3 separate regions of the Mus musculus genome follow, and regions 1 and 3 are each linked to region 2. A link is a loop called in an ENCODE intact Hi-C map of the cell type or tissue named here. Cell type or tissue: left cerebral cortex. All regions are shown on one strand. Region 1 has its middle 46 kb from the start of Gm30906. Region 2 holds the start of Tab2 (TGF-beta activated kinase 1/MAP3K7 binding protein 2). Region 3 holds the start of Gm30906 (a long non-coding RNA gene).

Region 1 (8,000 bases), 170 kb after region 2:
GCTGTAAGATCAAGAATTGACAAATGGAACCTCATAAAATTTCAAAGATTCTATAAGGCAAAAGATACTGTCAATAAGACAAAAAGGCCACCAACAGATTGGGAAAGGATTTTTTACCAATCCAAATCTGATAGGGGACTAATATCCAATATATACAAAGAGCTCAAGAAGCTAAACTCCAGAAATTCAAATAACCCCATTAAAAATGGGGTACAGAGCTAAAAAAGAATTCTCAACTGAGGAATACTGAAGGGCTGAGAAGCACTTGAAAAAATGTTCAACATCCTTAATCATCAGGGAAATGCAAATCAAAACAAACCTGAGATTCCACCTCACATCAATCAGAATGGCTATGATCAAAAATTCAGGTGACAGCAGATGCTGGCAAAGATGTGGAGAAAGAGGAACACTCCTCCATTGCTGGTGTGATTGCAAGCTTGTACAACTCTCTGGAAATCAGTCTGTTAGTTCCTCAGAAAATTGGACATAGTACTACCGGAAGATCCAGCAATACCTCTCCTGGGCATATACTCAGAAGATGCTCCAACTGGTAATAAGGACACATGCTCCACTATATTTATAGCAGCCTTATTTATAATATCCAGAAGCTGGAAAGAACCCAGATGTCCCTCAACAGAGGAATGGATACAGAAAAATGTGGTACATTTACACAATGGAGTACTACTCAGCTATTAAAAACAATGAATTTATGAAATTCTTGTGCAAATGCATGTATCTGGAGGATATCATCCTGAGTGAAGTAACCCAATCACAAAAGAAGTCACTTGATATGCACTCACTGATAAGTGGATATTAGCTCAGAAACCTAGAATACCCAAGATACAATTTGCAAAACACAAGAAAATCAAGAGGAAGGAAACCCAAAGCGTGGATACTTCATTCCTCCCTAGAATAGGGAACAATATCTTTATTTCTTATCTAACTGTTTTACCTCTTTGGTTTGCACCTGAACCTTTCTCCTATTTTACCTGTTCCCAGAAGATAATTCAGCCGTACAGAACAGCCCATGCTTCATAAAAAGGCATCCCTGAGGTGGGGGTGGAGGTGGGGGGTGGGAAGATGGCTCAAGAGCAAGCAGGAAGACCTGAGTTCAGATACCCAGAATCCACATAAAGTCAGATCCAGGGGCACACAGATGTAATTCCAGAGCTCATGTAGTGAGATGGGAGGCAGAAGCAGACTCCCAGAAGCTGGAGGGCCAGCTAGCCTGGAGCACACAGCAAGAGAACATGAGAGATTCCCATCTCAAAGATTACAAGCAGCAGAGGTAGTCTTGTGACCTCCATACATCATGGCAAGTATAGATGTACAGAGACACACACGCACACGCACACGACTACAAAACCAGGTATCCAAAAGTCAGTTCATATCTACCAGGGAAATATAACAGCAAATGATCTAGGGTGTGTGTGTGTGTGTGTGTGTGTGTGTGTGTGTGTGTGTGTGTGTGTGATGATTTCCTAAGCTGAGAATGCTGTTCTTTGCTTCTGCCCTTTCCTTTCCTTGTCTACCCCGCCCCTCATTTTTCAAAAACCTCACTTCTTTACAGCTGCTTGAAAGTATATATATTGGTGACTTGCTATTCTGCAATATTATTGAGGCTCATCCACATTGGAACAGGTGGTAGATATTTCATATTCTATCCATCATGTATGCATGCACTTCATTATAGGTGGAAATTCAGCATTTTCAATCTCTCCACTCATCATGAACAGTCGCTTACATCTATTTCCTGCTTAAGTGTGAAAGCAATTAACTGAGCAGAATCAATGTGTCAACCTAGCAGGCAATGCCCCAGGTCTCTGCTCTACTACACTGATGCAGGCATCCTTATGGACTCTGGACACTGCCAAGAATTGCAATGTCTGCCAGGAGTGTGGCCCTAAAATCATGTACCACTTCCCTTTGTACTTCTTTGATTACAAATGAGTTGAACATCTTTTAATGTTTGACTATTGAGCTTTCTTCCATTATAGAATATTTATATTTTTTTCTGATTTTCCTCATTGGGTTATTTATTATTCCTAGTAGCACATAGGAAAATGTTTATATAGTATATTTATGTTATTGACTCATTGACATTCTTAATATTTTTGTTATCCTAACCTTTTGCCAGTTTTGTGTGTGCCAGGTTGTCTGTCCTGCTTGATGGCATGTGACTTTCATTCTTTCACACATCTTTGTGTGTGTGTGTGTGTGGTATGTGTGTAGGTTTATGTAGCTGATGGGAAGCCAGAGGTTGGGTCTCTCCATTGCTCTCCACCCCATGTGGCCTGGAACTCACTAATTTGGATAGACTGTCTAGCCAGCAAAACCTGAGAGTCCCCATCTATGCTTTCACAGTCTCAGATTACAACCGCTGTAGCATTATGTGAAGTGTTGACATTTCATAAGGAAAGTTCCTCAACTTTACCTCCTTCAAGAATGTTGTAAGGACTTTGCGCCTTCATATGAATTTCAGAATTACTGTACCAATTTCCAAGAAAAATTATGTGGTAATCAACTTAATCAATCCATGAATCTGTTACATAGAAACTGATATCCTTGCAAAACTGAACTCTCTGACCTATGAAGTTAGCATGTCCTTCTATTTATTTTTTTTTTAAGGCTCATGTATGTATTTAGGGGACGGGCATGCATGTACTAGGACACACATGCGGAGGTCAGGAGACAACCTCAAATATCAGTTCTTGCCTTTCACCTCGTGTGAGACAGGGCCTTTCATTGTTCTCGACAGGCTGGCTGACTGGAGATCGTGTGGCGACTCCTGAGTTCTCTCTCCACCTTGCAGCAGGAGCTGTGTGGTTACAGATGCAAGCCACCATGTCCAGCTGTATGTGGTTCTGGGGATATGAACACTGGTGTGCAGACTTACACAGCTAATGGGTCCACACACAGACCCATCTCCCCATCCTATTGCTATTTTTTTATTAATATCTTTTATCAGATTTAGTCATATTGGTGTACTGTGTTGAATTTCACTAGATGCTTTTTCTGAATCTACTAAGATGACCAACCCCTCCCCTTTCATGTGTCACGTTAGTTGTATGAATAGATTTTCTGACTTCTACCTAATACTCTTACATCCTAACATAAATCTAATTTGATTATGATGTAAGGTGTCACGTAGGGTCATGGAAGATAGGATTCTGTTTGTCAACACTTTGGTTTTGCTTCTATTTTTATGAATTTAAAATTTTAAAATCAAAAACAATTATTATGGAGTAAAATAAGCTGAGATACCATTTGCTGTTTGCCTGCTTCCTGGAGAGAGGACGAGGTTGGCTAAGACTGAGACTATCGGTCCCTAAGTGAGAGGACATTGTTCCCTTAGGACCACTCAAGGTTAATGTGGGAAGGTTTTTAAAATTCCAATTTAATTTATTAACAGTTAACAAATCATCTATATTTGCTATTATTGCCCAAAGCATCTTTTGTTATTTCTACTTTTTAAGGAACACTTCTATTTCATTTAAAACCTCAAGGATGGTGTTTTCAATCTGCTCACTTTTATTATATATGAACTTGTCCTATATATATAATTTGATTTTTTTTAGACTTAATATTTGTTATTTCTGTCTTTTGTCCCTTTTCCTCAAGCTCTTTTGCAGTGCATCTTTCTTTCTATTGATCTATATCAAGATACAATTTTGCACATCTAGATCTTTGAAGTGTTTATTTTAATCAGCTTCAAATTTTCTGTTCTTGTTATTCTCATTTTTTTTTCTTTCCCTGGGTTGGTTGTGTTGTTTTTCAAGATTACCCTAGGAAACTGGATGCTGACTTCAAAAATTTAAAACAATCGATATAAGCAATATAGTGACATTAAATTCTCTTTCCTATACTGCTGTCCTCACATTAATTTGGCACTTAGAGGCTCTGGTTTTAGTTTCTCAGTGTTCCTCTAGAAACCTTAACATACATTTTTTAATTAGCAGGTCAAATTCAGTCTACTCGAATCTCTTTTGAAGACTCCAGTCCTGTGAGCTTCCTTACTCCCAGTCTCCTCCCAGTCTCCTCCCAGTCTCCTTCTGTGTTGTCATGATGCAGCAGTTCATTCTATCTTATTTCAAGTTTTCATCCCAATAGCTCTCACAGGGACATTGTCCCCACGATGGCTTTCACGTTTATTCTAAGTTCCAAGACTGTCCCCTGACCTACTTTGGCTTTCAGAGTCCTCCAGAGTGTGGACTTGAGTCTGGCCCTCGCTTGGAGGGTGTCAAAACCATCTAAACACTCACCGTCAAGAAACTGTTGCTTTTTCTGAGAACTGTTTGCCTCAGACCAATTTCCCCTGCTCTTGCGATGATCGAGCAGTGACCACTCTCTCACCTTTTCCTGTTTTCAAACCTGAGGTGTACTGTTTTCTCTATGAAACCACTCTAGGGGAATTTTCTGGCTCCCCCCAAAACCTGCTTTTAAAAACAAAGGTCACGAAACATTTCCCTTATAAATTCCAGGTATTTCTGTTGGTTCGTTCCCCTTCCCTGTTCCTGAGGCTGAAGTCTAGGGACTTTATTGGCAGCTCTACTCCTTTGGAAGTCAGAAAGTCTTGTGAGACTTGGAAACAAACGGCCCTGAACATTGTCAGAATGCACTCTGTGCGGCACTCACGCTGATAAAACTCGGCAGGGAAATCTTTTAAGATGGTGGGGAGCAGGGGGAGTGGGGCCCTTATCTGGTAAGCGCAGCCCAGAAATGACTGAAGATAAGAGAGAAATATGATCCATCGCTCAAAAGAAAAGAGAGCCTTTAACAGCCACTGGAGAATGAGAGCAATTGAATTATCACCCAAACGCTGCTTCTGACTTCGGGCAGAAAAAGGGCTCAGTGTACAGCGGAGGAACCAGTAAGCCCACGCCTATACTCGAAGGAGTCTCTCTTTCCATTCTTCCCCTGCGCAGCACATCAGGCTCCTTTGATTTCAGATTATCTCGAAGCTTATTGCACGCCACATTCATAGAAGAGGCGGTAGAGGAAGACAAGTGTTACTAGTGGTGACAGCAGGCCCCAGTGTGGAGGCGGCAGAACAGGCAAAGATAGGTCTTTGGAAGATGTAGCTACAAAATCGAGCTCTCTACTGACTTAGGCACTGGAAGAGAGGTGGTTCCTGTGAGGGCAGGGGATCTTTTGTTTGCAAAATCTATACTCAGGATGGTGGTTTTGGCGTTTTCAGAATCAGTGAAATGGGCTTTCCTAAGACAGGTAATGATGTCTTGGTTTGACAGTGGGGAAAGTCCTTCCACAAGTATGCAAACCTAGAGACCTTCCTTTTCTGCCTGAGTGTTGTTCACTTCTGTTTCGTATCCTTACACCCCAGCCTCTGGGCGTGTGTGCTCTTGGGAGACTGGGCTCTATCTCTGTCTGTTCTCTTTCCTTGTCTATGAATGGACATTTACCTGCATATATGTATGTGTATCACATGCATGCCTGGTTTCCATGGAGATCAGAAGAGAGCATCGGATCCCTTGGAACCAGAGTTACAGATGGTTGTGAGCCACCATGTGGGTGCTGGGATTCAAACCTGGTTCCTTCGGAAGAGCAGCCACTGACCTTGCCCACTGACCGTCTCCCAGATCAACCTTCCTCTTCTGCATAGGCTGGCTTCACTCACCCTGTGGAAGAACTTGGCAAGTGCTGGCCACATTTGCAGTATAGAATCTGCCAGTGGACTTTTGGGGTGCACCTTTCATAAACCTTTTCATATGCTATTTAGAGTCCATTTCTTCCTCCCTCCATCTCACTGTGTAGTGCAGGCTACCTCCATACTATGTATCCTGTATTCAAATTTCCCATCCTCCTGCCTCAGGCTCCCAGGGGCTGGTCTTACAGTTATGAGTCACAATTCTTGGCTGAGAGCTCACCTGTTTTGTTTTGTTTTGTTTTGTTTTGTTTTGTTTTGTTTTGTTTTGTTTTTCGAGACAGGGTTTCTCTGTAAAGCCCTGGCTGTCCTGGAACTCACTGTAGACCAGGCCTCGAACTCAGAAATCCACCTGCCTCTGCCCCCCGGGTGCGGGGATTAAAGGCGTGCGCCACCACACCTGGCAAGCTCACCTTTTCTTAAGATTGAAGTCTGTAGTGTTTTAAAATTTTTTCTGTTTCCAACAGAATTGTTCATGTTTAATTTATACCATGTCCATGTAGGTATGACTGTAGGTAACATTTTGAGAGTAGATACTTTCTTTATTATGAAGAATTCAAAATTATTACAGTATTTTGTGAAACTTTTAAAATTTTGTATTTAAATGTGTTTATTTAAGTCCTTATTTTAAGTTATATTAATATTTTCCAGTCTATATGTCAAGTATTACTTTTGCACACTTGTTTGGTTCTCACAGTAATTCCACATATATTTACTGCCAAAGTTTCCATATTCTAGCTAAAGAACCCAGGCACAGAGAGGCTAGGTCACCCTCTCAAATAACACAGCTCAGCACACTGTTCCCCGCCTCAAGCCCAAACATCCTGGCTGTGTACACCCCAGCCATGTTCTGTTCTGATGACTCTGCACATAGATGTGCTGAGAATTTAGCCAGTTTCCCAAGTTCATTCACACATATAGGTACATTTATACAAACCACAACAATGTTATACAAAATCAAACATACCAGACACGAGGGTATAGGTACTGTACACTTCCACTTTTGTGAGGTACCCTCAGAGACAGAAAATAGAGCAGTGATTGACAAGAGCTAAGGAAAGGAGAGGGGGAAGTTGCTTAAGGGGCTCAGAGTTTCAAGTTGGGAAGATAAAGGGTCCTGTAGATATATGATGACATCACTACCCAGCACACAGACACAGCCTCTACCACCGAATCACACTCCTGAAAGTGGTCGATGTTATATTTATGTATGTTTCCCCACAGTTTGAAAGCACAGGGAGTCTCTTCAGGAGGCCAGTAGTGCAGCGAGTTCAGAGCATCCATTGTCACCAGGAGTTTCCAGTCCCTGGCGAAGTTGCACTCAGCCACTCAACACTTCAAAAGCAATGGACACTTCAAATCAGAAGCTGAGAGGAAGAGAGCTGCTGAGGACTGGGGGAGTCAGGCTGAGGGTGGGGGTGGGGCACTGGAAACTTGCTGGGGGAGGTCTGGAAACTGCTGCTGACCCATTGTCCTTGCCTCAGGCCATGTGGTGGGGGCAGCTTCTGAGGCCTAGACTTGCTTGGGATTGTCCAGTTCTTGGAAACAGAGATTTAGGCCTAGTCTCCTTAACTGCAGATTTTAAACCTGTCATGGAGTCAGCCTAGCCTTCCCAGGGAAGGGGGAGAGGGGGGATGGAAAGGGGGGAAGAGAAGGAAGAAGATGGGGAGGGGAAGGACTATCGTTTTTTTAATGTAAAGGTAGTCCCACTATGTTCTCCCTGTGTTTATTGAAGTGTGTTTTTTCTCATTCTGCTAGTCAAAGGATCCATTTTTGTATCCATTCTTTCTGAAGTGAAGTCACCCCGTGAATGGCTGCCTGCCCACTTCCTATATGTTACCCCGAGTTAATGAGCTCCTTGGAGAAAATGCCTACCAAAGTAAAAAGAAACTATTATTTGGACATTATTACTTCGGGGCTCTGCGGAAGCTTCGCGCAGAGACATCCTACATGCACAGCTTTGATCTCTTCGATATTTATTTCCGTATCAGCGGGAGTGTTTCTGGCTCAGGGCTGCTTCAGGCTGGGCGGGCAGATGTTGACATGTCAAACAGAGAGGACTCTAAGCTTTGCCTTCCACGTCAGTAGGCTGACTGCCTTTGGAAGACTAAGAAACTATCCAAGTGGGGGTGGGGGCGGGGTGGGGGCGGGGCGGGGAGGATCCCCTCCTACCTCCTAGTCCAATTACATAATAGAGATTTATCTGCCTTTTGTCCGAGGAGTCCCATGACCTAAGTTTGCTCCTAGCCTCCATTCAGCCATCACAACCTATTTTAATACATTCAGCTTTCCCTAATGAAACCCACATGTCTTAAATCAATAAAGCTATTGTTTAGCT
Region 2 (8,000 bases):
CCACTCAGCATCTGGCCTGCTGAACTAGCTCCAGACCATGCCCTCCCCAACATGTGAGGAAGGCAGAGAGGAACGGAAGCCATGCTCTGGGATCTATCCTGAGTCCTGAGGAGCTCAATGTAGTCACCTCCCAGTGGTACAAAGATTTGCAATTTGAATGGTTATTCTGTTGTTTTTTTTCAAAATCTCGTTCACAAGCTGCACATTTGGCCTTTGTAAATGTTTTCCTTAATATTTTGCAAAGTGTATGAAATACCCTTGTTTATACAGTATGGGAGAAAGTCTATGTGCCATACATGCACTGTGCTACATATCTCAAGGGTCTGCATAAACTGGCATTTTATTCAGTTTTTGCTGTCCATTTCTCAAAGTGTTCAGGTTCAGTTTATCAAGCTAAATGACAGGCCCACAATGCTCCTTCACCTGAAAGCTGTAATGGTCCTCCTGTGTTAGACTAGATATGACACAAACCAACTCTCCAGAAAGCGCCCAGTGACACTATACTACAGGCGAGGCTGCTCTAAGTAGCCAAATGAAATGTGGATTTAACAATGCCCATACAGTGCTGGTAGAACTTGCTGCAATTACCAACTCAGCCATGTTTATTTTGCAGAGCTCCAGAAAGGCAGAAAACAAAAATGGCACAAAGTATACATACTCTACTGCTCACAACTTGTGTTTAAATTTACTACTTTATCAGCAGAAACCTTAGCCAATTTATTTTACAGATTAGAAAACAGGTTCAGAGAAGCTAAGAAGTCTTAACTGGCTCTAAATCAAGTGGCAAAGTAGAAGGTGGCCAAAACTAGGATTCAAACAAGGGTGGTAAATTCCAGAATTTTCTACTGAGTCACAAAGTAGCTTTCTAAAGTACTAACAATAGGAAATCCCTACTAATTGAAATTCTGTAACAATTTGTAATTCTGAAGCACAAATACAATTTTGTTTCCAAGTTATAAAGGATATTCTTAGTCTAAGAAAAAAATGTCACTGGATAGTTCTATTTTCTGAAATCAAGACTGGTACTCGCTGCAGAGCTGAGGTCAAACAATGCCCACTGCTCAGCCTCCATGCTTTCTTTCCTTGTGTTTTCCCCAGACACATTTTACTCACTCATTACATCTCTACCTATAAACTATATGAGAACAATTTTGTCTGTGTTCAGTGTACTACATCTTCAGGATTTAGGTGTCCCAGACACTACAAGCAGTGCTTAATAAAAACTTGAGAAGTGAATGAAAACTTGGTACCCCGTAGGGATTTGATGCTCAGTAGCACGGCTCTCATTCCTAACCAGGACACTATGTGTATAGTAAAACTTCTGCAATGGAACTGCTGATTAATATGAGGGAGGGCAAGGACATACCTGTAAGCACTGCATTGAGGTCAGCGCTCAAATCAAGACCCCATCTCAAACAAACAAACAAAATGAACAGGGTCAATAAAATAGTCACATTCAGCAAAACTTTATTTATCAAACACCACTGGGAGATAGAGATAGGGATCTACATAAAGTTTTGAATTAATGTACTTTTAAACTGGCAAAACCTAAAAAATATCTTACAGAAATCTTCAAACATCAACTTGTCAGCTAACAATCCTCAGAGTCAAGAAAATCTAAGTGAAATATGTAATTCCCTCCCATTTCCTTCAAAAAACAAGACTAGTGTGGGTAAAGCACCACTTGTAATAAACAGGCTGCTCTGAGATGAGGATACTCAGAAAATGACAGAGTCTTCCCCTTAATACTGGCCTCTGTTACCAAGCTCACAGCTGAGTTTAGTGATTAACCAAAGAGAATGCACAGTACCTAGCAACTCCGGGAGTACTTAGGGCTTGCCTTTCTGAGTAAGTGTGTATTCTTGACTTTTTAAGGGTCAGAATAATTTGGACATAAAATTTTAAAATACTGGCAAATACTTAGGGGACCATAAGCCAGAGGTCAATAATGTGAACATATATTTAATTTTCATTTTATTTCAGTATCTCCAAATCTCTTACTATCTGAATACAGTGTTAAGTGAAGACACACACAGCTTGTGAGCACCCATCAATAGAAAAAAACTCTCCTCAATGCAGTCCAGCAGTTACTTTGCTATACTTGGCAGCCATCTACTCCCCACACTTCCATATTCCTGCAAACTGCTCATCCAATCCTTTACTAGCATCTTCCTCGGCACACCTGTCTCTATTATCGCATAATCCTGATTTAAAGAGTTCTTATTAAAAGAAAGACAACATAAGTCAATCAAAACAAAAAGCATTACTTCTGTTCTCTGAGGCATGTGATATAATGAAATGTAAACGTTACTCTATGATTTATAATCTACATTATAAATATTTCCAGGAACTTTTAAAAATATAGGAAGGCAAAACTTCTTTTCTAAAGTATCCTGATATTCATAAAAATAAGCATTTAGTGTGTGTGTGTGTGTGTGTGTGTGTGTGTGTGTAACTTCAGGGTTAGAAAACCCATCCTACTGGAGCTTTACTACCGCATGCCTCATAAACAAGCAATCTCTGCTATACTTTATGCTTAGTTCTCAAAATGAAGGTGGCTCACTGAACCAGTTCTTTGGGAATTTTCCTTACATAAAAGAGGAATAAAACTTTTATTTCTGTCAAGGCACAAAGCCAATCATGTTAAGACCTTTGCCAGAGCATAAAACACTCAGTAGGGACATAATTGGGAGTCTGGGCAGTGCGCACCTAACTATGCAGAATTTGCCTCACTTAAATAGGTGTGGTAACTACACATCTTACCACAGCCTTGGCTAAAGGTAAGCACCTCTTTCCACAGCTGACTTAAAGTCTGCTCCCTGAGAAGCATTGTCATTTGCACCGTTGATCATTTCATCTACTTATGAATTATACAAACACAGGTTCTATTATGAGAGGTCACAGAGAACATTTTGAATAGTGGTATTTCCCAGTGTCCTTTGGAAACCATTCTAACTCAGAAAAAGCTATCTGATGAAACAAAAAGAAAGTTGAAGCAATGGCATATATTCAGTGGCTAACATAATAATTGCCATATTCAACTTTCAGTTTGATTCTTTAAGCCTGAAAACATAAAGCACTCTCTATTACACACTGGTGTAGGGGCAAGCAGAGGTTCTGAATCACTGGAATTTTTGTTCTATTTCCTGCTAATACACAGATAGTACCACCATTCAACATATTCATTCCACACACGTGTTAAAAGCTGCAGAAGCCTTCGTGGACTATCTGGATACTAACCCAACTCATGAATCTGACATTTTTTCCTAAGGATTGGAATTAAAGTAGCTAGCTAAAGCATATAGTAAAAGAAAAGGCAACTGTTCATTTATTAGAAATATGTATGGTTTCAAAAAGGTTTCAAGTTGTACAGTTTTAAAAGTAATCATGGATTCACCTTTACTAAGACATTAAGGATGCTTCTGAAAAGGCATCAAAACTCTTGCTGTACCAAGTGTGGTAAACAGTGATAACTAAAAGCCAAAACCAAAACCAAAACCAAAACAAACAAAAAAACCAAAAAAAAAAAAAAAAAACCAAAACAAAAAACAAACAACCCTCTTTTGTACCCAGTGAAATTCCTAGCAAAATTTGAAGCTGCTTCATGAGCAACATCTCCTTTGAGTAAGCTAGGACACAAAGCCATTCCTTTTATAAAATGGCAATCAACCTAACCCTACGATTTGGCACTTTACTAACTTACCCAGCACTGACAAAATGGATGCAAAGCTAGAGTGTCTGGCTGCTGCCTCGAATACTGCATTTGTGTCCAAGAACTTTCCAATGACTAGAAGCCCATTTACCAACAGCCTGCAATGCTTTTGGGAACCCGAACTTCACGGAGACTCGAATAAAAGCTCCAGGAGGCTGCAAGTCTCCACCACTCTCCTGAAAACCCCTCTTATCAGAAACATTTGAAGAATTCCTCCATAACAATTAAGCTGACTTGAATGGAAACTTAGCATCTCAAATATACTATATATGGAATGAAACTTGGCCAAACACGTAAATACAAACTCACACGCTCCCTGACACTTTCGGCCTACAATTATGAGCCAAGGATTCTACAGCATCAGCAACAGACAGATCCACCTGTCACCTGTCAGCAACACCCAGGGACCCTTGTTAAGTCTTCCTCTTCCAACCACTATCTCGGGGCAAGAAAATCAGAGTAGTCCTGTGGACTCTAAGGGGGCCCCAACCTCTTCACAGCGGGGCGTGCTGCCCATTTGGAAGAAGGCTGCAGACAAGCAAAATCGGAAAGCAAAGCGAGAGAGGTGCTTCCTCTTTACCCTGCACTTAACTTCCCCGGCTCTCCCTTAACTCGCGGGCCCCGAAGTCATCGTTATCCAGACCTGGGTTCCCCCAAAGGCGTCTGGTTCCCTCCCTCCCACTTCCAGATCACAGGCCTGGGGGCGGACCGGGGGCCAAGGCACCCCCACCCCCGGCTCTCTCCGGCGCTGGGCTCCGGGGCAGGCCCGGTCCCCCTCCCCCGACGCCCCGGAGCCCAGGCCAGGCCCCAGGCTCCCCGCCCCCACCCTCCCCGCAGGACTTGGGGGGCCTCCCTGCGCCTCGCCACCGCGGGCAGGACCCGGGCGGAGCGGCGGACGAAGGCGAGGAAGGCGCGGACGCCCCGCTAGGGCTTCGCGCGCCAGGCAGAGCCGGTCCCCGAGCCGCTGCAGGCGCGGGGAGCCGGGCTGGGGGTGGGGGGGGTGGGGGGTGGGGAGGGATCCCGCCGAGGCCCCGCAGCGCCGTCCGCTTACCCTTCGCCGCCGCCGCGGCTTCCCCCTCCTCCTCGTCCGCCGCCGCCGCCTCTCCCACTTGGGCAGCCGTCTCCCCCGTCGTCACCGCGGCCGCCGCCAGCGCCGATTCCACCCGGCAGGGGGGACACCTCAGCCCTCCCTCCCTCCCCGCTCGGCCCCCTCCGCCCGGCCGCCGCCAACTCCCTCCGGCCGCCGCCGCCGCTCGCGGCTGAGGGGGAGGGGAGGGGGTCGGCCTGGGGCGCCCCGCCGCCGGCGCCTGCCGCGGATCAAAGCGATGGCCGGGGCGGCGTCGCCGCGGCCCGCTGCTCGGCTCCGGCTCGCACGGCCGCCCTGCCTCCCTCCGCCCCCACCCCCCTGCCGCTCGCCTGCCCTCCCCCCACCCCCCCAGCTCTCGCTCGCTCGCCCGCTCGCGCCGCGGCTCCGCCAGCCCAGTCCGCATCAAAATACGGCCACACAATATGGCGGCGCGGCGGCCGGCAAACACCGCGAGATCTGAGGCGGCGGCCGTGACGAGGCCTCCCTCCGCCGGGTGGCGGGGATGCTCTGTCCACGCCCCACCTCCGCCAGCCGCCGTCCCCACTCCCGGCTCGCCGTGGCCGGAGGGGACGCGTCCCGGCGCGGGCTGAGGAGGAGCACGCGGGTCCCTCACGCTCGGACGGGGAGGGAGGGAGGGAGAGAGAGAGGAGCCGAGCGGTGCGCGCGCCGCCGAGGGCCTCGCGGCTCCGGAAGCGGGTGGCGGGCTGTGCGAGCAGGGCGAGCCGTGCGAGCCGGCGGCCCAGCTCGGGGAGACGGGCGGGACCCTGCAGGCCCTGACGGGCCGCGGGGCAGGTGGGCCTGAGGCGGAGGCGAGCGCCGGGCCTGCGGGGCTGCGGGGCCGCGAGCCGGACACACCCCCTTGGAGCCGGGCCGCGCCCAGGCCGCGAGCTACCGGGTGACCCGGGAGGGACGGCGGGTCGGATGGAGACCGGGCGGTGCGGGACGCGTCCTGGAAGCCGCGGGACCCGAGCGGAGTTTGGCTCGGCCGCTGGACTTTCCTTGATCAGCAGTGGGGGCCCGCAGAGAGAACGATCTAAAGAATCAAGCGAGTCGTTGCGATTGTAACTGCACGTTCCTAGAAGACCTAGAAGCAGAGCCAAAGACACTTTAGCTTCGAGGGGAGACGCGGGGGAGGGGACACTTCTGGTTTCTATCTTCTTAAAGATGTGCTTCGTTTTCCCTCGGGGTGGGGTGGGGTTGGGTGGTGGTGGTCAACGTTCAGATGTTTCTCACAATGTAAAATATTTTAAAATCTTGGCGGTTTCATATGGCAAAAAAAAAAAAGGCTTTTTTTTTCTTCTTCTTGACCCTGTCCAAAGTGTGCATATCGCTGCCAGTTTCTTCCTTGAAGAAATTCATACTACCGAAAAAAATCCGGAAGGACTATTTTTATTATTCTGTTATCAGTATAAGCTCCATAGGTGCTTATTGCTTATTGTTTTTAAAGCCCCTTTTTTAAACACTTAAAACCCTTTCACTTCCTTTTTACACTCAGTTTTACAAAGTACCTGAAATATTGGGGTTTAGCTCTACTTAAAAACTTTTAGCCCGCCAGAAGTCAGAGTGCTAATGATTTACAACATTGGAACTTTTAAATTTTTCTCTCGGTTGACATTAAGAAAGTAAAAGTATATACTTTGAAAAAGTGTTTTTTCTGTGTTCGAAGTAAAAGTAAATTATAATTCACATAGTAGATGCTGTTTTCATTAATTCACAGTAACAGACGCCATTGAGCCCTAATACTACAGTTCTCTGAGGAATTATTTCCATAGTCAGTGTAATGATTTTAGATAAATTGAAGAAATTATTAAATAAACAGTACTTCTCTTAAACTGAGGCACAATTCGAACATATACTGCTGAAATAATAGAAGTGGATTAAGAAAAAAATAGTTCCTGTTCAAAATTTGTTTTCTGAAATGTACGTGTACACATTTTAATAGAAATATATTTTCCATATAAACAAATGTAATGGGTTTGAGAAAAGGAAGAGAAGATATAATCGTACATCATTGCCCAAATTTGAAGAGCTTGGATCTCTAATGAAGAGAAAGCCCCAGATAGCTATGTAGAGGAAAACTCTATGAAAGAACTAATGCCTTTAAAAACAAACAAACAAAAAACAAAACAGAACAAACCCCTTCTGGGATCTTGTAAGAATCAAAGATCGCAGATTAAAGGATGCTAAAGAGCATGACATCCTAATGCGACATGAGACCCCAAGGCGGATCCCTTGCTGGGAAAGAAAAGGTTACAAAGTAGTTTGTATTGGGATAACTGGGTAAAGTTAGGTAAAGTTAGGACTACAGAGACAATGTAAGTATTATGTTATCTTTAACCTTCTGAAATTTGTTCTTCATTACAATATTCTTAAACACACTGAAGGGTTAAAGAGGTAAAAGAACACAATGTATAAAACTTTACCCATGTGGCTCAGAAAAAAAAATATGTATATTCTATATGCTTTTTCTGTGTGGATGTATACTTCCTATCTGCCATACACATACAGAGAGTGGTGATAAGTTTTAAATATTGGTAATTAGAAGCATTTTAAAAGTCATATTTGATGAATCTAGGGCATTTGTAGTGTCTCAAAATGTTTTGAAAGTTTGGTTATGAGCTTGGCCTTTATCGGGTAACATCTGCCCGGTTCTCAAAATCACTTAAGCCTAAAAGATCTTGCAATTTCTGATAAGTTTGACACTATTTCAAAACAAATACTTTTAGAAAGCCAACCTGGGCTAGAGATGCATTGTAGTGCTAGAACACACACCTGTGAGAGGCCCTGGGCTTCCGCCTCAGCACAGCAGTAGCAGCAAAATAGAGGAGGCCTTTCAACTCCTAGGGGCTTCCTTGGCTCAGCAAGGGGAGGCATTTAATGCGCTCCAGATAGATGGTCCCTCCTCTTATTTTCTCCCTACAAACAAACTGGAGGTTTGGCTTATCTGGGTATGTTTTCTAACATTTTCAGTCTATTTGATTTGGAACATAAATAACTAGGAATGTCTTTATATAGTTGATAATTATGATTTCTGTTTATAGAATTGGTGGATAGTCCCCTCTAGCCACAAGACTAATGAAAATAAGGGCAGACTGTGTCTTCCAAGTATTCTTTGTAGTAGCTACAGGAAACTGGATAAAATTCAATTCGCCATTCAGAACATTTTAATGTGGTTTTGTGCTTTCTGATTGAGCAAGCACC
Region 3 (8,000 bases), 220 kb after region 2:
ATGGCTGGGATACAGAGGGTCTTCCTGGGCAAGCAATTACATGGCACCACCAGATCAGGGCTAAATGTGCATCAGAGAGAGTTCAGCTTGTACTAATTCAGGCCCAGCATCACTCTGTAGCTATCCTTGGTTATGGTACTACATTTTGTTCTCCACCTTGACAGTCAGTGGAGATTAAACAAGGATTAGTGATGAGTGTTAATGGGTATGTCTTTGTTTGTTTGTTTGGGTTACATTTCAGCCCATGATAATTCTTTTTTGTTCTATTTCTGTTAGTAAAACATTTAACACCAGGTATCTCAGCCTGTTAGGTTTCCAGTTTGAACTGGGAAGTTAAACTGCAAGATTCTAATCTCATGCATTTTATTTCTTATTTGATTCTCATTTTTATACTGTTGCATTTAGTGCATCACTGCTTTCAGGAGAAGCATCCTCGGGAATGCTGACCATGTAAAAGACATTACCATCCTTCTCAGCTCCTTTGAGTTGGGTAGCACACACTTTACAGTATTTCTTCAAACTAAACATTCAGCTTACCAAGAAACATAATTTAAAAAAAATTCTATAGGTTGTTCTTTTGCAACAATATATGTGAGAAGCCTTAAGAAATCAATTTAAAGGAGAACGCATTTACATGTGTGAGTGCTTGAGTCCCACCACACTAGGAGGCGTGATGAATTAGTCACAGCTCAGAGCCTGTACAGAATTGCGGAACATAATAGCTCTCACATGCAGCCTGGTGCAGCTGGGTTTCCCGGTGACTCAAGTCCCTTCAGAGGTGTAGACATTGGTATTGTGATTTTTCAAAAGGTGAACAACTCTTGGTAAAGCTCCAAGTCAAATAAAGTACACTTTACATGGACCTATGACAGCTGCATTCTGGGCGGGGGGTGGGGGGGGGGGAAGGGGACCTTCAGTGCACACGTGATGCCGAACAAAATTTGCTTTGCCATATTATGAAATACAGAGTCAGAACGTAGGACTTACAGAATTGTAAGGACATTTTCACCTAGATGAATAGCTCATGGCACAATCAGAAGTCCCATGAGTCTTTGAGCTCTTGCCTTCATATTCACTAAACACTGACAATAACCTTTATTGCTGCTGACAATAAAAACATGGCTTATGTATTTTAAACAACCCTGAGGATGGTACAACAACCCCTACCCTAGCAGAAAACAACATCCTGGGGTCACACTGAACTGGTGCAGGTGTGGGTGTCAGGAACACCCCTCATTTCTGAATGCCCACAGTGGACATGCCCCCCTTCCCTGGGGCAAGGATAGACAGATGCTAGGGAAAGCTTGGGAGCCAGTGGAGCAACACCTTAGGCAGTCCTCTCTGGCCCCACACCTCATCAAGGTCTCTGCTATACGTGGTTCTCATTTTGTCGACTCCCACTGTGTCCAAAAACTGCAGTCACTCCTGGAAATTACAGAGACTCAGGTTTCCTTCTTGGCTTCAGGTAGTTAGAAGTCTAAAATAGATGTGGGAAAGGTATGGGGTTAAAATAGAGCAGGCATTCTTAGCCTGGTCTTGGCAGTGTGCTGCAGTGGTGTCCTCCGTCTTTGCAAACCCTTGCTTGATGCTCAGACACAGGTGGCATGTAACAGCCTCAACCGCTCAGGATAAGTCTGTGGCGGTGGTGTTCATGGTTTTTAATTTTATTTTCAACATAATGACTTTTTAAAAAGTTGTCATTTTAGGGATGTAGAAAAGTGTCCAAATATGCTACCCTCTCACACTTTCAATATACTGGACAGTAAGACATTCAACACTTTGTTACAAAACAGCCTGTGTTGAATAATTTTTGCTGCATTCAGGCTAATGTAAGGATGGTGGGGACTTTTAAGCTAGGATGTTCTGGTGCTTAGCTGGGACAGATGCATTTTTAGTTTATAGCATTTAAGTGATGAGGAGTTTAAAAGGGTGTAGTTGTACCCTATGTTTGGAAATTCGTGTGTGTGTGTGTGTGTGTGTGTGTGTGTGTGTGTGTGCATGGACAAGTTTGTGTAGTGTGTGCTGCCTGCACACATGTGTGTAATACACACAACTTTGCTCTGTTTAGGAAAAACAGATTTAATCATATTCTTCTATAACTCTGAAGCAATCAAAGTTACAGATTATGGACAAAGTAGACCGATGCACAAACGGTAGATTGGTGGGTTTTCAGAAGCTGCTCTCTGGGCTGCAGAAACTTCTTTTGCAGATACCCTACCAGCAGAGATTACATTCTCATGACGTCGTGGTAATCAAGGGTCTGTGCGGGGACCATTCTACTACAACTCCCAGGTAATGCCTCTTGAGCCCTGGCTGAACATGAGATATTGATCTAAGGTCCAATGGTCCAGCAGTGGTTAGAACAAAACTCACTGTGAGGTAGTGATTCTGGGATGTGAGACAGATGCCAAGACAGACAATGTCCAGGACTCTTGAAGAATATACAGAAGGTAGATGAAAAATCCCCAGGAGGAGGCAGCAGCCCTCCTGGGCTGCACAGATGTAGCTGTGTGTATCAGCCAGCAGCCCTAAGGGAACAGAGGTATCCTGCAGAAGGCAGAATCTGCTGGGGGGGGTCTGCCTATGTGAGGGGGCGATGCCAAGACTGGCGTGGAAAAGCTCCAGCAGCATCAGGTCCCAGATGCCTTTCGGTTCTGCTGGGTCAGCTACTTTGGTAAGCAGAAGGCTTTGTGGGGTGGCCTGTTAGCATGACTTGCAGTTTGGTGAGCATTAAAAGCTCCCATTTCTATCGACTATTGTTACTTGTTGAGATCCTGTGTTTGAAAAGCAGACTGTGGCCTATCTGGGTCGGAGGATGAGGGGCGGGGAGGGTGGTTTCTAAGAGGGAAACTATGTGCTGACTAGAACCACGTTGAAAAGCGGTGTGGTTTCCACGCGATGCACTCTGGAACGAACATATTTTGCCTTCACCCTGGAACAAGGCCTTTGCTGAAAAAGAAAACCTACCTTCACCACAAATGCAAGGATCGGTCTCCCTCCCTCGCAGCTTCAAGCAGCTTTGCCCACTGAGGGTTAACTCACCCTGAGGTCATCTTGTCTCCCCAAACCACAGAGCTCTTTTTCCTGCCTCCCCCTCTTTCGCACAGATGTTTACGAAGAGAGAACAGGAGTCACTGCCAATTCAGTAGGCTCCTTGCTCTTTGTGCATTTTAAAGGCATTTGCTCTTTGGGAAGAAAATCATGAGAAATGAGAATCTTGCTGTCTTGGCTGGAAGCTGTCCCATTGTTTGCAAGGAGGGCTGGTTGCCATGGTTCTGGACAGCAGACAGATGCATTTTCTTAGAGCAATTTTAACTTGCAATTGGATCTATTAAAGAGCGAAGGTGGCCAGTTCCCAACAGCAAAAGGTCTGTGAGTTATTTGCAAACACCCCAGCATGCTATCATTCAAAACCAACTGTACATGGTTTTAAGTTACTCAAGTCTCTCCAGATAGGCCCAGTTTGGCCCAAATTTTGCTTCACAGAGGGCAAGCCAACTATGTTTCAGGTTTTACTGGCCTATTTTTTTTTAATATTTATTTTTATTTTATGTGTATGAGTGTCTTGCTCCCAGGCGTGTCTGTGCACATGTGAGTGACTGGTGCCCCTGGAGGTCAAAAGCAGGATTCAGATCCCATAGGACCACAGGTTACAAATGGTTCTAGGTTGCCACGTAGATACAGGGAGCAACCCTTACAACTGAGATTGTCACAGCCTTAAGGAGGCCACAGGATTGTTCCCTTCTGAGTCTCTCCTTACAGGACCCACATGGCACATCGCAGAAGGAACCTTTAAACATGGTGTACTGTGTAGGTATTATAAAGTGAGGATATTGCCACAATTCTTTTTGTAGGAAGCAGTGGTCTTCTCTATCTTCCTTGAAGTTAGGGCCGATGCTCCAGAGTGTACCCCAACTCATTTTGCATTATGTTGGCTTTACTGTCATGGGAGCCTTCCATTCTCTAGAACAATGGCCCACACCCTTATGAGAGATGCTACATCCTGAATCAGGGCCACATCTCTGTACAGCTCTCTCTGGGGCAGGAAGTGAAGAAGCTATCTGTGCCGGGCTAGAGAGATGGCTCAGTCACTAAGAGCAAGTATTGCGCATCCAGAAGACCCAAATCTGGTTCCCAGCATCAATGTCAGGCAGCACAGCCTGTAACTCCAGCTCTGGGGGCGTTAACATCTTCTGGCCTCTGGGGGCACTGCACTCAGTGGCGCTCAGCAAGCATGCATGCAGAAGTTGTACAATAGTCCCTGATTTATAGTCCTATGCTGAACCTCGAAGTTTTCTTTTTTTTTTAAATCACATACCAAAATTGAACTAAATTGTATGATGTGGAACATCCCACCATTCCCTACAAGATTTCTTATATTATAAGGTTTCTTATATTGCAGGTCTGCTTGGAGACTTTGCTGAAGGCCACTCCTTAGAGAAGTTGATTTCTGGGCCCTCCTTAATTCTCCCCCATTTTCACTCTCCTAATGAAGATGCCTTTAAAGGAGAGTCTGTCCTTCCTTTTAAGGCCTACCATGTTTAGATATTCATGTACTTCACTGTTTACATCCAATGTGTTCACAGTTGCAGATTACAGTCCATTCTGTGGGTAAGTCGTGGCATCAGGAACTTCATCCTATCAGTCAAGAGTAGAGAGAAAACAATATCCATGAGCCCACTCACTTCCTTGTGCTCAGCTCCTTCTCTGTTCTTATACAGTTCAGTGCTCTCTGCCTAGAGAGGCAGTTCCCAATTTACATGTCTGTAGGCCTCTTCATGGTCTTCCATTGTGGTCTATTGATAAGTGGAAAGAAAAGAATGGGGATGGAGAAGAGGGGTAGGGCAGGGCAAAATTGGGAGACTGAATAGAAGAGGATGAAGTGACCAAAGAGACAGTGAGTAAATTCATCCACAGGAGACTGACCAGAGAAAAAGCAATATCCACAGCATGCACAGAAATGAGAATTCAGTTTAATCAAATACCTTATTCCAACATTCCATATATTTTGTACTTAAAGATGTTTAGTTAGCAGTGACTTAAAATAGAACGATTGGGTCTGGATCACAATACTGCTGCCCCTATAGCAATGTGAGTTGAGATAACTTCATCCTTACCACAAGGGTACTATTAGCTCTGTCACTCTGCCACCATTATGAAATACTAGTTATTATCAAATTTAGACAGAGAGCATTTAAGAATCCTGCTTTATAACCCAAGAAACATTCACACTTAAATTTAGGTTCCTTTCAGTATGTGAATTACTTTATTATGAAATGATATTACTTACCTTGAATTAAGTAAATCGGTGAAGATGAAATCATAGTTTGAAAAATATTTCATCTGAATTATTAGCTAGATTGTAGAAAACATACGTTCAGATAATATATACTTTAAAATGCTTCCTTATATAAGACCTTGGGTAGCACTTGCAAAACAGTGAGGAAAAGCCCTTACTATTCTTTTGCAAAGATTTACACTCCTTTTTCAAACAGAGGTAAGCTGTGTAGTCACTACAAACTCTTAGGTAGTTGGGGGAGCAAGATACGAAGACACTCCAGAGTAGTGTCTGTGGAGCTAAACCAATACCTGTGGGGATGAACCAATAAATAATTAGCCAGACTGCTTCTCTCCTTTTGGATCTGTGGGAATCTGTAAGCCCCGAGGTCTTGACACTGAAGAGGAAAGAAGACACTGAGTAATTGAGACCCTCTGCCAAACAGCATGTATCTGAACACTCCACACCAGAAAAGCTATGATTCTAACAGCCCTTCTGCGGTACTGGGTTCTGCCCCTTACCATCTAAATACTTCCTGCTTCTTCAGCTGCTGAGGGCCTGCTGTGGGTCTATCTCTTAATTTTCATGCTGTGCTTGGACTGATGAAAGTTGACATGCTAGTAAAGAGAGCTTAGAAGCATGACTCTACAGGATCTTTCACCCAGCCATTGCTTCATATCAACCAGAGAGCTGACCGTACCTTCAGTGTTTCACTTCCCATAAGGAGCAGGATGGGAGAAAAAGCACACAGTTCCATCCCATCATGCTTTAATTCACTCAACATTGGAAATCTCATTTCTACTCAGGTACCAATCTTGAGTTGTGTAGCCATCAATGGATAGCTAGTGTCTACCATGGTCAATGATGCCAGGTCTGCTTAGTAGAACTCCTTTATCAGGCCAGGCACCACTCCAGGTGTGCAGTCACTGATCCTCGCTCCAAGTTGGAGCATTAAGTTTCAGATTACTGTCTTGGCTTAATGTCCACATAATTTCCACTGAAGTATAGCATCAACCTCAGTTAGCGACTTTCTTGCATTGTCCCCTCCTCTTTCCCTGCTGACTGCCCTACCACACATAGGCAATATATGTGTTTATTTGTTTTCTTTGACTCCAATTATTCCTCAACCAATTGGGGTACTTTATCCAACTTGGTGCCTGTCAAATTATTGTTTAATCTCTTAACAAATTAAAATCTCTTATCAACCACTTGACAGATGAAACTCAAAAGAATATTTAGGGGCTTATCTTGAATGTGTCTTTCTGATGTGCAATTTGAAACTACAGGCTGGAGAGATGGCTCAGTGGTTAAGAGCACGGACTGCTCTTCCAAAGGTCCTGAGTTCAAATCCCAGCAACCACATGGTGGCTCACAGCCATCCGTAATGAGATCTGACACCCTCTTCTGGTGCATCTGAAGACAGCTACAGTGTACTTAGATATAATAATAAATAAATCTTTTAAAATATTATATATATATATTAACACACACACACAAAGTACTTAGCCACTGAGTATCTGAGTTTTCTATTACTCCATGAGAAGAAAGAAATAGTTCTGGTAATTTTTCAAGTTGAGAATTAGGCTTTCCGAGTTCTGGGTAGTGTTGGCATTTGTTTCAGATTACTTGAGTCAGGGCCCCCTGGCAGTCACACCCTGAGACGTTAACCTCTTTCCAAGAACTGCTTTAAAAGTTCAGGAAAAGGATGAGTGAGCTGACCTTAGCAAAATTAGATGTACTTTTCCAACTACAGTGCTTTGCTAATCAGTGTCAAAGTTCTAGGTTTTCAGCCATCAAATGCTAAGAGACCTTTAGACACTTGTGTCCCCACCTCCTCCAGGAGACAGAAACACTGAATTTGATGAAGCCATGGCACGTGGGTCATAACTTGCTGTGTGATTATAATTGGATTTAGTTTGCATGGGACATGAACATTTTTTAATATTATTTTTTTAGTCTCCATGGAAGCCCTGCTGTTCAGTTATTGAGTTTGCATTCCAATTAGCACCTTTACATCTCACCCACTGTAGCTTCTCTCTCCATAAATCTGTGATGACATTTCTGAGAAGATCCACTGACATTCTAGCCAAGCCAGTCAACCTCTGCTTTTGCTGACTAGTTCATCTTACCATTTCACTAGCTGGATGTACGATGTTTTATCCTAGGTTTAACCAAAGCTCTAATAGAGCCACTTATGAACAGTTAGATGGTTTCCTTAGAGCTCCCCTGACTGTTGAAAGAGAACTTTGAACACCTGTGTAAGTAACTGGGTCACCCTTCGGGATCTCGAAAAGCTCTGCTGTCCCTTTCTTTTCCCGTCTTCTTTCTTTGTTTAATTTAATCAATTAGTTGTGAGGTGTGCCAGGTTTTTCACTGCCCCCTCTCTTTTCATCCACACCACCGGCCCAAATCCAAGCCTATGACTACTTAGAAGGTCTTTGGCCTGGGGACACACGATGTGGGTGGGTGGAACCGCAAAACACACAGCAGCAGCAAGGGCCAATGAGCATGAAGGACAGGCAGAAGAGCACCAGGCAAGTCCAAGAAGCAGAAACAAGGGAGCCAAGAGAAGAGCAAGATGGGGCACAAGGTGGACATTATTCTCATTTGGTCAACTGGGCCAATCAGGACCAGGGACCTGCTAGGACCACTCTCAGAGGGACACAAGAGCTCTGTCCCAACTTCACATGAGATGTGAGGCATCACTCTAAACCTAGGTTGA

What was found. A loop is a pair of places that touch in the nucleus more often than their neighbours do. Peaks named below come from ENCODE experiments on the same cell type or tissue, not always from the same donor. Only the 100,000 strongest peaks of a DNase experiment are listed, where the experiment ranks them.
Region 1: it touches region 2 in a loop (8-fold over the local background); 3 of 42 quality-filtered maps call a loop at or near these places.
Region 3: a loop joins it to region 2, with 4 times the contacts of the local background. A loop is called at or near these places in 3 of 42 quality-filtered maps.

What each region holds. Positions count from the first base shown.
Region 1 is chr10:8,125,928-8,133,927 of GRCm38, forward strand. No RefSeq gene overlaps it. Among named protein-coding and RNA genes, the nearest start is that of Gm30906, 46 kb to the right of the region's middle. In left cerebral cortex, no CTCF peak of the experiment used is centred here; DNase peaks (open chromatin) are centred at 5,000 and 7,541.
Region 2 is chr10:7,951,038-7,959,037 of GRCm38, forward strand. It overlaps Tab2 (TGF-beta activated kinase 1/MAP3K7 binding protein 2), which reads right to left and starts at 5,086. Exons shown (of 7, transcript NM_138667.3): 1 at 4,764-5,086. In left cerebral cortex, no CTCF peak of the experiment used is centred here; DNase peaks (open chromatin) are centred at 3,841, 4,101, 4,336, 4,878 and 2 more places; H3K4me3 peaks cover 3,359 bases; H3K27ac peaks cover 2,340 bases.
Region 3 is chr10:8,173,662-8,181,661 of GRCm38, forward strand. Gm30906 (a long non-coding RNA gene) reads left to right here and starts at 2,447. Exons shown (of 3, transcript XR_380102.3): 1 at 2,447-2,674. In left cerebral cortex, CTCF peaks have their summits at 3,568 and 4,203; DNase peaks (open chromatin) are centred at 701, 1,594 and 3,136; H3K27ac peaks cover 1,478 bases.